3 separate regions of the Homo sapiens genome follow, and all the other regions are linked to region 3. A link is a loop called in an ENCODE intact Hi-C map of the cell type or tissue named here. Cell type or tissue: IMR-90. All regions are shown on one strand.

Region 1 (5,000 bases), 210 kb after region 3:
GTGAGCCACCATCAAAGCCTGGCTCTGATATGAGCTGTGCCATCTTGAGGAAGTCATTACCCTCTCTGAGCCTCAGCTTGCTCAAGATAGATATCAATATTATAGCTATTGTTTGTATACATTTCTACATAGCATCTGATTAGTAATCATATATATGTAGGTATATATAATACGTTAGACAAATATTAGGCACATATATGCATATATTAGACAAATAAACTCAATCATGTATTGCCCCTATCCCCAGAATCTAACACAGTCCTCATAATAAAGAATGTAGCTAATAAATAGTTTTCTGAATTAGTAAACGAACAATAAAAACAACAGTAATAGCAGTCTATTATTTACTAAGGCCACTGGCCCATGGCATGTGTTAGCAATTGCACAATCTTATTTAACCTCAATAACCATTAAATAATTTATGGAGTATCTTCATTTTATTGTTGATATTGCTGAATTTTGGAGTTAAATAGCTTGTACTGCATCATATGATGAATATGAGCTCATGTTAGTCTGATGCCAAAACTGAATGAATAAATGAATGAATGAAACAAATGGGTTATTCAATCAAGTTAAGCCCACACATGACAGAGGAAGAGATAGCCAGATCCTACAATGGATCCTGCTCTCTGGCTTCTAGGTATGTGCTTTTCATGTGTGAAGTCTCTTTTACTCACATTCTAGCTCTCTTGGACCAGGAAAGATGGAAACAATGACTTGCACCACACATCACATGGAAGTACAAAGAAAATGTTTGTTTCCAGAAGCATATTCATGAAATCTAGTCTAAACAACAAAAAAAAATTATATTGTTTCCTCTTTTTTAAAAAAATGCCTCGTCAGCTGTAATCAAGTAAACAATTCACTTTTATATATCTCTTAAAAATAATCTAGGCCGGGCTCGGTGGTTCATGCCTGTAATCCCAGCACTTTGGGAGGCCGAGGCAGGCAGATCACGAGGTCAGGAGTTCGAGGCCATCCTGGCCAACATGGTGAAAACTCATCTCTACTAAAAATACAAAAATTAGCCAGGCATGTTGGCACATGCCTGTAATCCCAGTCACTCAGGAGGCTGAGGCAGGAGAATCGCTTGAACCGGGGAGGCGGAGGCTGCAGTGAGCCAAGATCGCATCATTGCACTCCAGCCTGGACGACAGAGCAAGACTCCATCACAAAAAAAAAAAAAAAAAAAAAAAAAAAACCAAACTTAAAAGCCACTTACTTGTGATTGCTACTTTTTAAGTTCCTTCTCTACAGTGTCTTAAAATGTCTAATCAGTTTTATAGACTTATATAATTACAGTCTCAAGGATTGAAAAATTTAAAAATCTTTCATCACTTCAAACATTCGGCAAAATCCTTTTCTAACTATAATGTCATTCTGTTTTGGTGCAAAGTTAGACTTGTTCCCAGAGTTGGTAGGCAAATTTTGATGGTTTTGAGGCTTTGTATGGTTTCCTTTTTTTCTTTGTTTTGAGACAGGGTCTTACTCTGTCACCCAGGCTGGTGTGCAGTAGTGTAATTATAGCTCACTGTAGCCTCCAACTTCTGAGTTCAAGTGATTCTCCTGCCTCAGCCTCGCGAGTAACTGGGACAACAAGTGCGCACCACCATGCCAGGTTAATTTTTTAAAATTTGTGTAGACACAGGTTCTTATCATATTGCCCAGGCTGGTCTTGAACTCCTGGCTCCAAGCAGACCTCCAGCCTCAGCCTCCCAAAGTGCTGGGATTACGAGTGTAAGCCACCACACCCAGCCCTCCACATGTTGTTTAAAAAGAAATAAGTCTTCCATGCTGAGATCTCACGGTTGGTGTGCTTTGGAGCAAGCTGTTCTCTCACAACGGTGTCTCTACCTTTCCTTTGAGGGGCATTTGAACTCCCCTCTCAGCGCCTGCAGGAGATTGGCTGTACCTAGCAACAAAATAATCTGTGCAGTCCAGATTGCAAAGAGGATGGATCATTCAATAGGTCCATCCATTACATGTGAAAAGATGTTCCTTCAGGCAAGCCTACCAACAAATCCTATATTTTAACTATTGTACTGACTCTGTTAATTTATATGTCTGTAGAGTTTCAGAATCCTCATCACATGGGCCTTTTAAATTTCCACTCTTCTGCCTGGAATATTCTCTCTTTAAATCTCATAAGGCCAGCTCCTTATTCAGTACTCAGTTCAGTTTCCCCCAGGAGAATCTTACCTGACCATGCCAATTGCACCCCAGTTTTCCCATATTTCATCATCTTCTATTATGTTTTTTATAACGCTTAGGACCATTTGAAGTAATTCTGTAATTTATTTATTTCTTTAACAGAATGTAAGCCTCTTGTTCACCACCAAGGTAACATCTAGGCCATAAATCAGCCAATAAATTTAAGAGAAAAGAGGCATTTTAAAAGACTGTGTTTTTCTAAGTTCTCATAGCAACTTGTCGAAAATTCTACTATATAATTTACTATTTGGAAATATATATATCTAATATTTTATATATACATATAAATTATTCCATTAGACCCTTACCTTAAAGAATGGTAATATTCTATTCATTTCATATACTGTATAGACAGTGTCCATCAAATATTTGTAGTTTTATTACATCTTTAACAAAATATAGTTGAACATAGCTATGTTTTAAGCAGAGCTGTGTTTTAAGCCAAATTATATGAATAATTACCTCTCACTGATCATGTGGTCTTCAAGGTGTTTTACTTCTACTAAAATTTTCTTAGTTCTTTGAACTTACTCTGTGTCCAAGAATGTGTATGTAAAGATAAAACTTAATAAAGTACCATTTCCTCCATCTCTTCACATTCTATATTTCTTTTGATAGCACTGAAATAAGGAGATCTTCACTAAATAAAATAAATTTCTGTGCTTGGCAACTAATAGAAAAGTGATAATAAATAATACCTATGTTACTAGTGCTTTAACTATTTTATATTCTATGTTTATGTTCTATGGAAACTCCATAGAGTTAGACAGGTTAAAATGTAGAATTAATTTTAAGTCACTTACTTTATGGTATAGAAAATGTCCTTCCTGATTCTGTGTCAAGAGGTGATTCCGTGTAGCTTGAGTGCTTTTGGATTCAAGAGGTTAAGAGTGACCTCTGGTGGCAATGGTATTTCTCACTCACCCTTACTCTAAAGGGGAGAAAACTGGCTTCCAAGATTGCTTTCCACATTCTAAGACTGACAGAGTTTATAGTTCAAGAGAATCGGTCATAATCAGTCATACGTAAGTCAATGTTTAACCTGCTTTTTGGGGGTTGGGGGTGGAGAGGCAGAAGGCAGAAGAAACCTTCGTCTCTAGTATTCGCTTATTTATTGGGTGCAAAATGTCTTTGGTGTAAATGCCAACCACGGCATTTCAAGCCATGTCAATGAGACATTCCTGAACACAGGGTTGCAAAAAAACTGGTTATCATCAGCTTTAGCCAGTGGGTGCAATCTGGTTCCAGCACACCATTGGTTGAAACCCTTTTTGGGGGCCCTTTACAACCCTCTCCTTGATACATATTCAAAGCTAGTCAAACTCACTGACAGCAGTGAGTTTTCTGTTATCATTATGGAGAGAACAATGCCTCCAGGAAGGAGAGTGGCTGGATAAATACAGGATCCCCAGGTAAATTTGAATAGCAAACAAAATGGCAATTTTTTTATTATAAGTATATCACAGCTATTACATGAGATGTCTTTATATTAATTTTTTTTGAGATTCACATTTAACTGAGCACATGTATTTTCATTTGCTAAATCTGACAATCTTAGAAGGATCACAGAATGAAAAGTTTAAGAGAAAATGAAATATTGGCCAGGTTTAGCAGCCTGTAAATGCTCTCAACTAGTGCTCTACAGCTGGTGGAGATCTCAACCAGTGATTCTAAATGATTTACACATGAGACAAGACAGATTCCCTGAGCCTTTGAGGCACCAATGGCAGGGCTAGGGTGTTCAGAGCCCCCAGCTATCATCACGTGCCTCTAGAGGCCCAGTCCATATCTCCCAGGGTAATGTGATATTATCCCATCTATGTTTGTCATTGCTTGAGGAAGGTTGGAAGGTTTTCTTCTACAGTGCTTGTTCCTTCTCTCTTACCTCCACTAAGGTCTACCCTAGTTGCCAGACACTGGTATGGCTCCAGACAGAATGTTCATAGAGTTCTCCAGTCTGGCAACATGATGGGGCTCAGCCATAGATCCACTGATGACCATGAAACTCTACATCACCCTGGTCCATCCTGGTGGCATCCCTGACTGGCCATTGAAGTTTCTGCCCTTCTGAAGGAAAGAGAGCACATCTTCGAGATGCTTGAGGTTCATAAAAAGGAATTTTCAGGAATTGAAGCAACTTTAATGAAAGCCAGACTTGAGAACACTTTAACAGAAATACAAAGACCTGGAAATCTCCAATTCTTTATGTTGGCTTTTTAAAAGTTACCTAGAAAAAAGACTGAAAGAAGAGAAATCTCAATGTTTAGAACAAGCTGGGCTGATAATAAATGTAACAAGAAAGACTCAGTGTTTTAATGGCAAATGGTGCATCAAAACATTTAAAATTTCAAGTAGCTGCTTCAACTACATTTCAGCTAAAACACTCTTCATTATACATCAGCAAAATGAAGCACAACTTCAGACATTAAAATGCTTTGATAAAAATTCTAATCATGAGGAAAGTATGAAGACTTTTTTATAAGCAGAAAGATGGGAAAGAAGAGTTAGTGAACACTAAATGAAATGCAATGCTATAAAATGCAAAAGTGGTATGGAACAAGTTCTAAAAGTAAAAATCAGATCAAATTTCTAGGTTAACCCTTGCTGAAGCTCAGTGATCTGACTGCTGTTATTGGAGAAGACGACATGGATGGTGGGAACTTGGAATTTCCTAAAACAAATGTTTCAGGAAATGGAGATTTCTTAGAAGTTTTGAAGAAATGGACTGATGTGGCCTAGTAAAACTTACTGTGGAAGCTGAATAATGTCCCCTACTCTCCCTGGCAAAG
Region 2 (5,000 bases), 120 kb after region 3:
ATAGATGATTGCTTTTATTTCTCATAATCTACCTCTGCACAGATTTGAACATGTTTATATTTAACTTCAATAGTATAAACACCATAGAAACATATGGTATGTGTAAAATGAGGGAATCGAACTAAATAACCTCTAAAACTATTCCTAGTTTTAAATTCCATTAAAAAATTAAATGAATATTATGATTTATTAGTCAAATCACAGTGCTGCTTCTTCGGGTGCATGTGTATTTACCTAAAACATGTATTGTTTTAACCATATGCACACACTCTCTGCTGAATATTCGGGCACATTAGAAAGCAGCTCTGTTTTTCTATGAAAAAAAAAAACCCTAAAACCTATCTACATGGTGGCATCATTGTCCACAAGTGTTCATTCTTATCCGTGAAACTAATTTCTTTTTTCTGTTAATGTCCAGCTCAGCATCAGTTTGTGAGAGTGGGGCTTTGCATATAAATGCTTTATTTGTTTAATTGTAACATTCATTCTTTAAATAGAAGAGCCTGGCTACATTAACAATCCAAATAAAGTCAAAGTTTTATTTTATCCTTAATTGACAGCAATTAATTCTTAGATGAAATAAAATTGAAGTTATATATATGTAAAGGATTTGAAGGCCATGAATCCTGATACAAACGTCAAATAGTATTCTTATCAATAGTAGCAATCATAAAATATCAATTTTAAAATCGATATTTTAAAATCCATTAAACTATTGTATTTAAACTATAGAATTTCAATTGATTTAAGATTTCACAGTTTTCTAAATGCTTCATAATATTGTGTTACTTTTCCTACCAATTTTTCAATGGTTGGATAGAAATAAACTAACCTAAAAATTATATTTTTCAATATGCAATGGGAAATAGTAAGCAAAAGCTGCCCCTGCATTAAAATATCTGTCATCAGTTTATTTTAGAAAAAGAATTCTCTCATTGTATGTATTCTTTATATTCTTTTTATTTCATATATGTAATATATCTATATTTACATAAATATGTATACTGAAATATTCCTTTTTGATATAGCAAATATATATGGTTCTTTAAAATATTTATACTGATTCCTCTAATTAAATAAAATTTTTTGTAATGATTATATACTTTCTTTTTTCTTTTTATCTCTCTCGATTCTTTTACTAATTAAATAAATTTGCTAGAAAACTATCAAACAAATAAAATGAAAAAAGCTTCTATCTACCCATAGGCAGGACACAAGAATGTCTACCGTTGCCACTTGCAATTTTTTTTCAGATAAAGTTAGGTTAATTTTCACAGATTATAATGAACCAATTTAAATATTTACGTTTACAACACACACAAGCACACACACACTCACATACACAGACATAGCCTCACAATCAACAGTACTGGTTAAAATAAGAATCTCAAAGTATCCAAATGGCCTGATAACTCACTAATGTGCCAAGGTTGAATTTGCATACTTGTTTTTAACATTAAGTGCGATCATGAGGAAAACAGAAATACAGCATTTAAACAGCAATGGATTCAAATGCTGCCTTTCATCCCATCTTAATTTCATTCTCCATAGACTCTGGTGCCTCAACTACTTTCTAATGTCTGTGTTCTGTTGACTGTAAATCAATTTATTGCTTTTTTTAATTTTTATTTTTTGAGATGGACTTTTGCTCTTGTTGCCCAGGCTGGAGTGCAATGGTGTGATCTTGGCTCACTGCAACCTCCGCCTCCCAGGTTCAAGTGATTCTCCTGCCTCAGCCTCCCTAGAAGCTGGGATTACAGGTGCCTGCCACGATGCCCAGCTAATTTTTTGTATTTTTCGTAGAGACGGGGTTTCACTATGTTGGCCAGGCTGCTCTCAAACTCCTGACCTCAGGTGATTTACCCGCCTCAGCCTCCCAAAGTGCTGGGATTACAGGCATGAGCCACTGCGTCCAGCTCTGCTTTTTTTTTTTTTTTAACTAAGTATTTTGCTCATAAGCACTTCTGCCACATTCTGTATTCACTTGGTGTTTGCTCCTTCAGTGAAATTTTCCTGGTGTTACATTCTTTCTTGGGAATAATATATAAAATTCAAAACATCGAGACTAAATATCAAATCATCAGAACCAAGATTTCCTGATTGAAGGTCACAATGTAATCTAATTGGTATTTTTCTCAAAATGCACAATCACTTCCTAAAAATATCCAGATTTCTCAGAAATATTTATGTTTTTCTTCGAAGACCCTGCAGAAATTTTAACAAAAATAAAGTCATCTAAAGGGATTTTAAAGACTACAAGTTGTTGTTTTTCTTAAATGCACATTTATGTCTCTTCACCACTACATAGTTATGACAATTTTTCCCTCGGTAAAATGACTCTGGAGTAAGATGAAACAATAAATGGGTTAATAGTTATAAAGTTAAAGCTAACTCACAAAGAGGTTAAAGTATCAATGTGGAGAGTTCGCTTGGGCAGTACAGACCATATCCAACCACCACACTGCTTGCCATTAGGCACAACAGCAACAAATTTTTCAGCAGGAATGTGCAGGGGAAGGATTTGTCTGACAAGAGAAAGACTTCCATGTCAGGAGCCAAATACCACTAACTCCCCAAGGCTTAAGCCTACAAAATGCCAAATGATTACCGTGCATATGTGGAAACTTTTTTTCCTAGGGAAACAAAAGTATTTTAATGAATCACTGGAGTCTTTGGATATTTAGAAACAGATTTAAAAATAAAATCTACTGGCTATCTTTTTAAAATACAATGATTCTTTCATATTCAAAAACATGATTGGAGCTATAAGAAGAAATCACTATCCCAGGGTAAATATTTCAAAATCATAGAGGACATAAAAGCAGCACATTACTCTGTGACCATATATATTTTTTTTCTTTTGAGACAGGTTCTCGCTCTCATTTGCACTCATTGCACTCATTGCCCAGGCTGGAGTGCAATGGCGTGACCACGGCTCACTGCAGCCTCCACCTCTCAGGCTCAAATGATTATCTCACTTCAACTGGGACTACAGGTGTGTGCCACCATGCTGGCCTTATTTTTTATTCTAATTTTTTTGTAGTGACAGGATCTCACTATGTTGCCAGGGTTGGTCTCCAACTCCCGGCCTTAAGTGATCCTCCTGCCTCAGCCTCCCAGAAGTGTTGGGATTACAGGCATGAGCCACCGTGCCTGGCCACATATTTCCTAATTTACTTGGATAACAGATTTTGGTTCTTAGTCTATTTGGAGAAGGATAGGTCAAGTTATATGAGGTTGGGTCAAGTTAAGGAACATATATCACAAATCTTTTGTATATTTCATTTCACATAACTGTCCTCTCACATACACATATTTTGTCAGAATAAGTATTCCCAAGTAATAAGTTAATATGCAAATTACTGGGTCAGGATGGCCTAACTATAATGGTAAGTGGCAGAGATGGGATTAGAACCTATTTCTGTCTGTTTACAAAGCATGTACCCAGAAAATAGACTAAAGAAAATGTGTCTCTACGATATTTATTTTAACTGAATAAACAGACAAACAGAAAACATCAGTCAGCATGGCATCACATGCTAACTAGGACAGTCTAAAATTCATGACATTAAAAAGTTAGAGATTAAACAATGTCATGCTTTTAAAAACATATATAATTCTAGGTGAAATTGAACTTCTATGTCTAAGAACATATTATCTCCTTGACAAATCAGATACATAAAACAATTGTCTACAATTTTTCTGAAAATCTTATTTTGGAAATTTGACCAGTCAGTCTGTGAGACAAAATCACACCTCAGGATTCTGTGTTTGTTTCTCTGTTTTTGTTAACAGTAGGGAGGAGCCAACCGAAAATAATATAACTTAACAGGATGAGTTACTTTTGAGTGCATTTGCCTCTAAATGATTCTTGACATTATCAAAAAATCAAACCTAACCCCTCCAAGGAAGAAAAATTGCCAGTTTTGATGATGTTCAAAAAAATGTGCCACAGGCTTAGAGGCGATTTCAAAATTTACATTCCCAAAATGTTTTAAGCAATGATCATATCATGAGGGTATGTGTTCTCTCTCAAACCAACTACTTTGAAGGAGACAACAGTTTCCAACATATAAATTTCTAGTTAGTTTGTATAATTCTATTACTAGACTTAGGGTATAATTTCATTTTTAAGGTAATTTATCCATTATTCATTAATTTATCTAGTTGTCAATTAATACCTACCTTGTGTCAGAAATTATGCAAAGACTTGGAGTCACAAAGATGAAAGTCATAGCCTGTTCCTAAACTCAAACTTCTCATAGTTAATTGGAAGAGTATAGTAAGGGCAATAATAAATAAAGAGAGCCTCATGGTTTATTTATATGGCTGATGGCATTATAATCTCTAAGTGGCTAATATTCCAAAATTTAAAAGTAAGAAAATTCAAAAGATAACATAGGTTAATTACTAACTGTTTTCTTGTTTCTAAAGCAGCACAGATGGGAAGGGAATTCAATAAAAAAGAACTGAAATGGGAAAGAAGATTTGACCGAAACTATTTCCATGAGTCTGAGCAAGCCACTGAAGCTTCTGGCCCTTAGCTTCCTCTTTTGAAAACAAGAAACTTTGATTTGATTGTCTCAGAGGTCTCTCATCCAACTCTATATCTTAATAAGCAACATGCTGGAGCTCTAGACAAATTCACACTTAATTTTCTTTCTTACATTGGCTGCCTCTTCTGATATTTAGCCAAAAAAACCCTACAGATCATTGAAGAACAATTTATTTTCAGACATGGGTCATCTAGCCCAATTCCTAGGAATTAGTTATGGCACTTCGTTTATCTGTCTTCATATTAACAAGAAAGGATAGACTTTTAGAGTCCCCCTACTGCATCCTCCAATGACAAGTGTTTTGGCATACTGAAATCATTTGGTTTTAAGGAGAAATGACACCTGTTGAATTTAAGTCATTCTTCTTTTCTTCTTCAACTAAAGAAGGAGACAAGTGAAAAATGGTTCAGTTACCCTAGTTCAGACCACACTTGTAAATTACTG
Region 3 (5,000 bases):
CAGAAAAAAAAGAAAAGGATGGGTATATTTATATATACTTTTGTAGGTTTAGTGTCAGAAAATTGAGAGTTCCTATCCAATTACTTGCATTTTCTCAGGAAAGTAAGAAGCAATGTCTTCTGCTAATAGTGTATGTGAGTGTGAAAGCTGGTAGGAAGGAGTTTCGATAAGATGATGACCATTGCACAAAACAGACAAAATATCTTCCTTGGTATAATTTACAAATATATTTATTGAAACAATGAACAAGAGATTTTACATTGTATGACAAAAAAAGTGAAAATAGGAAAGAGTAATGCATCTATAATGAAAGAGTCATAGGGCTGGAATTTCTGATTATGGGGATGAAAGTTTCTAGTGGGAATAGCGAGAAAGGAATTTGAGTGAAGAGGAATGCCATTAAATCTCTGCCAAATTCTTCAGAGAGTAGGGGACAGAGGGGAAGGACTGACCGAAGTATCAGGAGAAGAGAAAATAGATAAGAAGAGGTAAAAGGTAATTGAAGATAATGGTGTAAATCTTAATGATGTAGGAAGTTTTATTAAACTCATCATAAATACAATGATTATGTAATAATCATCATGGAGCTGCAATGGAAAGGAAAAAAATGACACAATTCTGCCTCCTGACCATCAGGGAAATAAGCTCAAAAGGAAAAGATGCAGAGGAAGTGGCATCCTCAAAGAGGAGGAAAGTGTAAGCTGGGGGAATGCAAGAAAAGTAGCTGGCACATGATTTGTGACTCTTCATTAAATTGAGTCCCAATGATTTCTTGGACAAAAATGAATATTGAGTCAGTGCACAGAGGACATATTTCAACCTGCTTGAGATGGCACTTGGCAAGCAATAGAGGTTCTATCAAAGACTAACTCGGCTGGCACTACATCAGCATATGGTCCATTAGGCTGTGTGAAAATTGACAAAATGGAGTCATGCAAATGAGGGCCACACAGCCATCTTTCCTTGCTCTGCTACTCTGCTAACATAGCAATATTCTAATTAGGTGGCTTCTCATACAGGTTTCTTACAGAGAGGGAATATGCTTGGAAAACAAATATGAATGTCTAACCTTCATATAATTGTATTTCTTACTAGAAATTAATGAATTCATATATATATATATATATATATATATATATATATATATAGGTTTTATACATTTTTTTCGTGAACATTGTGAGGGTAAATCAGAAACCTCAGGGGATCAATTCTGGAACACTGGAAGATTCAGACACAGCCAGAGTTTTAGCCAACTCTGGATTTACTTTTATTACTGAAAACAAGTCTATTAACACTGAATGTATCTATAGCCTGAGAGCCTCTATAATAATGGAGCCTGAGAGCCTCCATTGCCCTGAAAATAAACTATAGCTTCTATGTGTGTCTTGCCTACAAATCCATGTTTGGAAGACAGAAATGATGTCTTATTTGCTTTATATCTGCAGTATCTAGAGCAGTGCCTAGTATGTGTGAAACAAATATGTAATAGTTTTTGAAATGAATTGAATAGTTACTCCAACGGTGACATTGCAGGAAAAGAAAGATCTTTTCCACTGAACAAGATTATAATATTCATAGGCATCTAACAATTACTTTCTTTGAGATCTAAAGAGCAGGTTTCTTATGTGGCAGAATGCACTATGTGGAAGGACTATGTGGCATGTTCTTTTGTCTAACAGGTCTCTGTGGCAGGTTGTACTAAGTGGCTGATATATACAACATGTTGAACTATATGACAGATCATGTCATTATTCATTTTGCAGAATGGGGTCTTTAGATTTTTGAAACAGCTTGTCTTCTTGCCCCTTTAAATGGTGTGGTATGGGTGGGCACCATGACAATTTGCCCAGCTATTTCAATGGATATCCTAAAACTTTTTTTAAAGGTTTAAATGGCAGGTTTAACACAGGTTTTGTTTATATGTGTCTGATCTTATGTAGTATGTGCTTAGAACAGAATACTTAACACATAAATGATTTTGATACTCAAGCTGCAAGCATTAAATAATTCTGTCCAATATTTTGGAGATTTCTCATCCGTATTATAGCAAATGAGCACTTTCCAAGGCAAGAAATTTAGTAGCGACCTTTTTAGATCAAAATACAAAATACTTTTTTTTTTCTGACTGCAAGTAAACTATGAAGAACATACAGTTTTTTCTAAAGCTAATTTATAGGTTATTGAATTTTTCTTAGTGTTTACTTCCATTGTTTATTTTAGCAAGTAAGTTTTAATAAGATGAAGAGAAATGCAAGAGTCAGGAAATTGGGCAGATAACTAAAATTATCTTCCTAAGACATAAGGCAATTGCTGACATTTGCCTTCCTCAAGGGCCAAACAGCCAACCAACAGTGTCCTTGGGAGCAGAGCTGAGTTTCTAAACCTACGGCTAGAAACATGGAGATCCAAATCCATATATGGAGATACTTCACAGAAGGAAAAAAAGCAGAAATAAACTCTTGGGAAAGAAAGAATCAGACCCACTTGGACAAAACAAAGAACTTGGTCAATCAGACAAGAATTGTGAGCCCCTCACACTTTGTGCCCAAATCTGAGCTACCATAAGATGCAGAGTTATAGAAGAAAAAAAAAAAAAAAGGCATTCTTATCTTTAGAAAACATGTTGTCCAGCATAGATGTAAGAGTGAAAGTCCAAAATTGAGCCATATACAACTACTAAGGAATAACCATGCACTAATCAATGAAATAATAAAAGAAAATATAAAATGAGCTCAAAGAAGAGATAGAACTATATATAGACTGGAGATCAAGACAGTCAAGATTCCTAGCTACAGTTAAATACAGCTGTTGCACAGAGAAGCTTGCCAAGGCTAAACCACTGCTTTTACATGCTTTTGCAAGTTAATATTTTTTTTTGCCATTAGTTAACTCATTTCCCCTAAAGTTCTTAGAAAAATAATAAACACAGTGGAATTGGCTGTCGTAACACGGACAGAGTTTTCTTTCAATGAAATTGTTTTCAGTTTTGTTTTTTCATTTTTTTTGTTTTGTTTTGTTTTTTAACAATCACCAAATCACCATCATTAAATCATTCTTTTCTTCTCCTTTTCTAGATGGGGCTATCATGTAGACATAATCCTAAATAAGATGAACTACTCATTAGATGAATGGCAATTTGTCAGTGATTTATTAACTAAGAATTGTGCACGCTCACCTTAAAACATAAATTTAAGTCATTGTTATCTTTTTGCTTTACTTCACTGTAAATTTCTTTACATTTTTTTTTGCTGGAAAATTTCTGAATTTGATTTATCCAGTACTTTCAGAAACTCATATTAAAGACAAATGAGTAGATACTGAGCATATCTCATAAAACATGTTTGAAAAATAATTTTTGAGAGATAGAAAACCTTTTTGGTCAACCCTGCAGTTGGTTTTCAAAGGTCATTTTTTTTCAACCCAAATTCAATTAGTCTTATAAAATGTGAGTTAATCATGTCCATCCAATTCCCAACATATCCTGATCCAGAAGCATGTGGAGCTGGTGATAGGTACATGGAAAATAACAAATATGCCTTTAGTTTCCTCCTGGCCATTCCACTTGATGAAGTCCAATTAACTTAAGAAGAATTTGGTCTTCTAGAGAAAATTTCAGTGACTATTGAAGTAAAAGACTATTGACTCTGAGAAGGCAGTTTAGGAGAATAATCAGTGTTTATTTATACCATAAGGTAGATTTTGTAATGTCCTTTTATTAGCGTTTTAAAAAATCATAAATGGATGAAAATGCATTTGAGAAATTTTAACAAAAAAAACCCAAATTCAAAATAATTATAATCATTTTGTATTTAGATACTTAAAAATTGCTCTTAATGTTTTTTCTTATATAGTAACTTTCATATCTTATATTCAGTCAGATATTCTTGGGAATACTGCAAAATCTCATGATTTATTTTGTTTTAACATTTTGAGATTAAAAACATTCAGATGAGAAAAAAAGCTATAAGTAGCATCATAAAATTTTCTGAAATACAAGATCCTTTGGGTGAAACTTGACTGATATTAGTATTTTATAATAAAAACAGTATTTTTGCTACTTCATTGAATTGAATTCACCTCCATAAAGTTTATAGGAAGCTATAACTATTAAAAAATAGCAAAGAGGTCTTTATTACAGGAAAATGCAGATACCCACCCCCCCGTTTTTTTTTAATCAAATAAGTCAAGCTCATTAAGGAAGTTAAAAACAAAGTTTCTTTTTTATGGTTCCACTAACAGGTTTCTGTAGGCTGAAAATGGACTCTAATCCTGTTGACTGGCAGTGCATTTTTATTTTGCCCGGCTCTCCTGCCCCTGCCCTGCTGAAAACACACATGGCTGGACAAAACGCTTGAAAACAGTGATCTCATTGTGATGGTCCCTAACTCTGGCCTTAGTGCTGTTAGATGATTGAGAAGCACAACTTGCTTCACAGATGTGGAAACCGTGTAATTCTGGGCTTCCTCCAGGAAAGAATGAGCTTTGATAGGCTGGAACTAAAGCTTTTCTAAAGGTACAAAATAACCGTGAATTTCCTATTACTATGGACAACTATTTCAGATATTCACAGCCAATTTAAGCATGGTGGCTAACAGCTGTTCATGATATTGCTGCCTTAGAGTATATATACCTTCTAGTAAGAGTGAGAGGTACATTCCTCACTCTCTTTTTTTTTAGGAAATTATAACCATGTTATTTTCTTAAAAAATATCTAGTACACTAGTTTACTTGTTTTGTTTAGTTCTGAACATTTATATAAAAGTTTTATAAGTAATGTGAGGAGACACTATATACTTCATTTATAAATGCTGGGATTTTGCCTCTAAATCACATCTAATATTTTAAGAATTTTTAAAAATTTAATACAAATTTGTCTTATTTACAAAGTTTGAGAAGTAGCTTTCTACTTTTTCTCAATTCAGCTAAGAAAACTCACTTTGATGCTATAGGTCCCTATACCTAGAGATGCAACCCATATAAACTAGGGTATTTTTTCAATT

What was found. Hi-C counts contacts between places; a loop is a spot of excess contacts. Peaks named below come from ENCODE experiments on the same cell type or tissue, not always from the same donor. Only the 100,000 strongest peaks of a DNase experiment are listed, where the experiment ranks them.
Region 1: it touches region 3 in a loop (2.4-fold over the local background); 1 of 110 quality-filtered maps calls a loop at or near these places.
Region 2: a loop joins it to region 3, with 3 times the contacts of the local background. A loop is called at or near these places in 1 of 110 quality-filtered maps.

Annotation. Positions count from the first base shown.
Region 1 is chr3:87,079,886-87,084,885 of GRCh38, forward strand. No RefSeq gene overlaps it. Among named protein-coding and RNA genes, the nearest start is that of LINC00506, 6.9 kb to the right of the region's middle. In IMR-90, a CTCF peak has its summit at 3,108 (motif pointing left); a DNase peak (open chromatin) is centred at 3,106.
Region 2 is chr3:86,980,528-86,985,527 of GRCh38, forward strand. All of the region lies in intron 1 of VGLL3 (vestigial like family member 3), which reads right to left. Among named protein-coding and RNA genes, the nearest start is that of VGLL3, 8.1 kb to the right of the region's middle. In IMR-90, no CTCF peak of the experiment used is centred here; a DNase peak (open chromatin) is centred at 2,564; H3K4me3 peaks cover 194 bases; H3K27ac peaks cover 2,620 bases.
Region 3 is chr3:86,865,347-86,870,346 of GRCh38, forward strand. No RefSeq gene overlaps it. Among named protein-coding and RNA genes, the nearest start is that of VGLL3, 120 kb to the right of the region's middle. In IMR-90, no CTCF peak of the experiment used is centred here; a DNase peak (open chromatin) is centred at 2,825.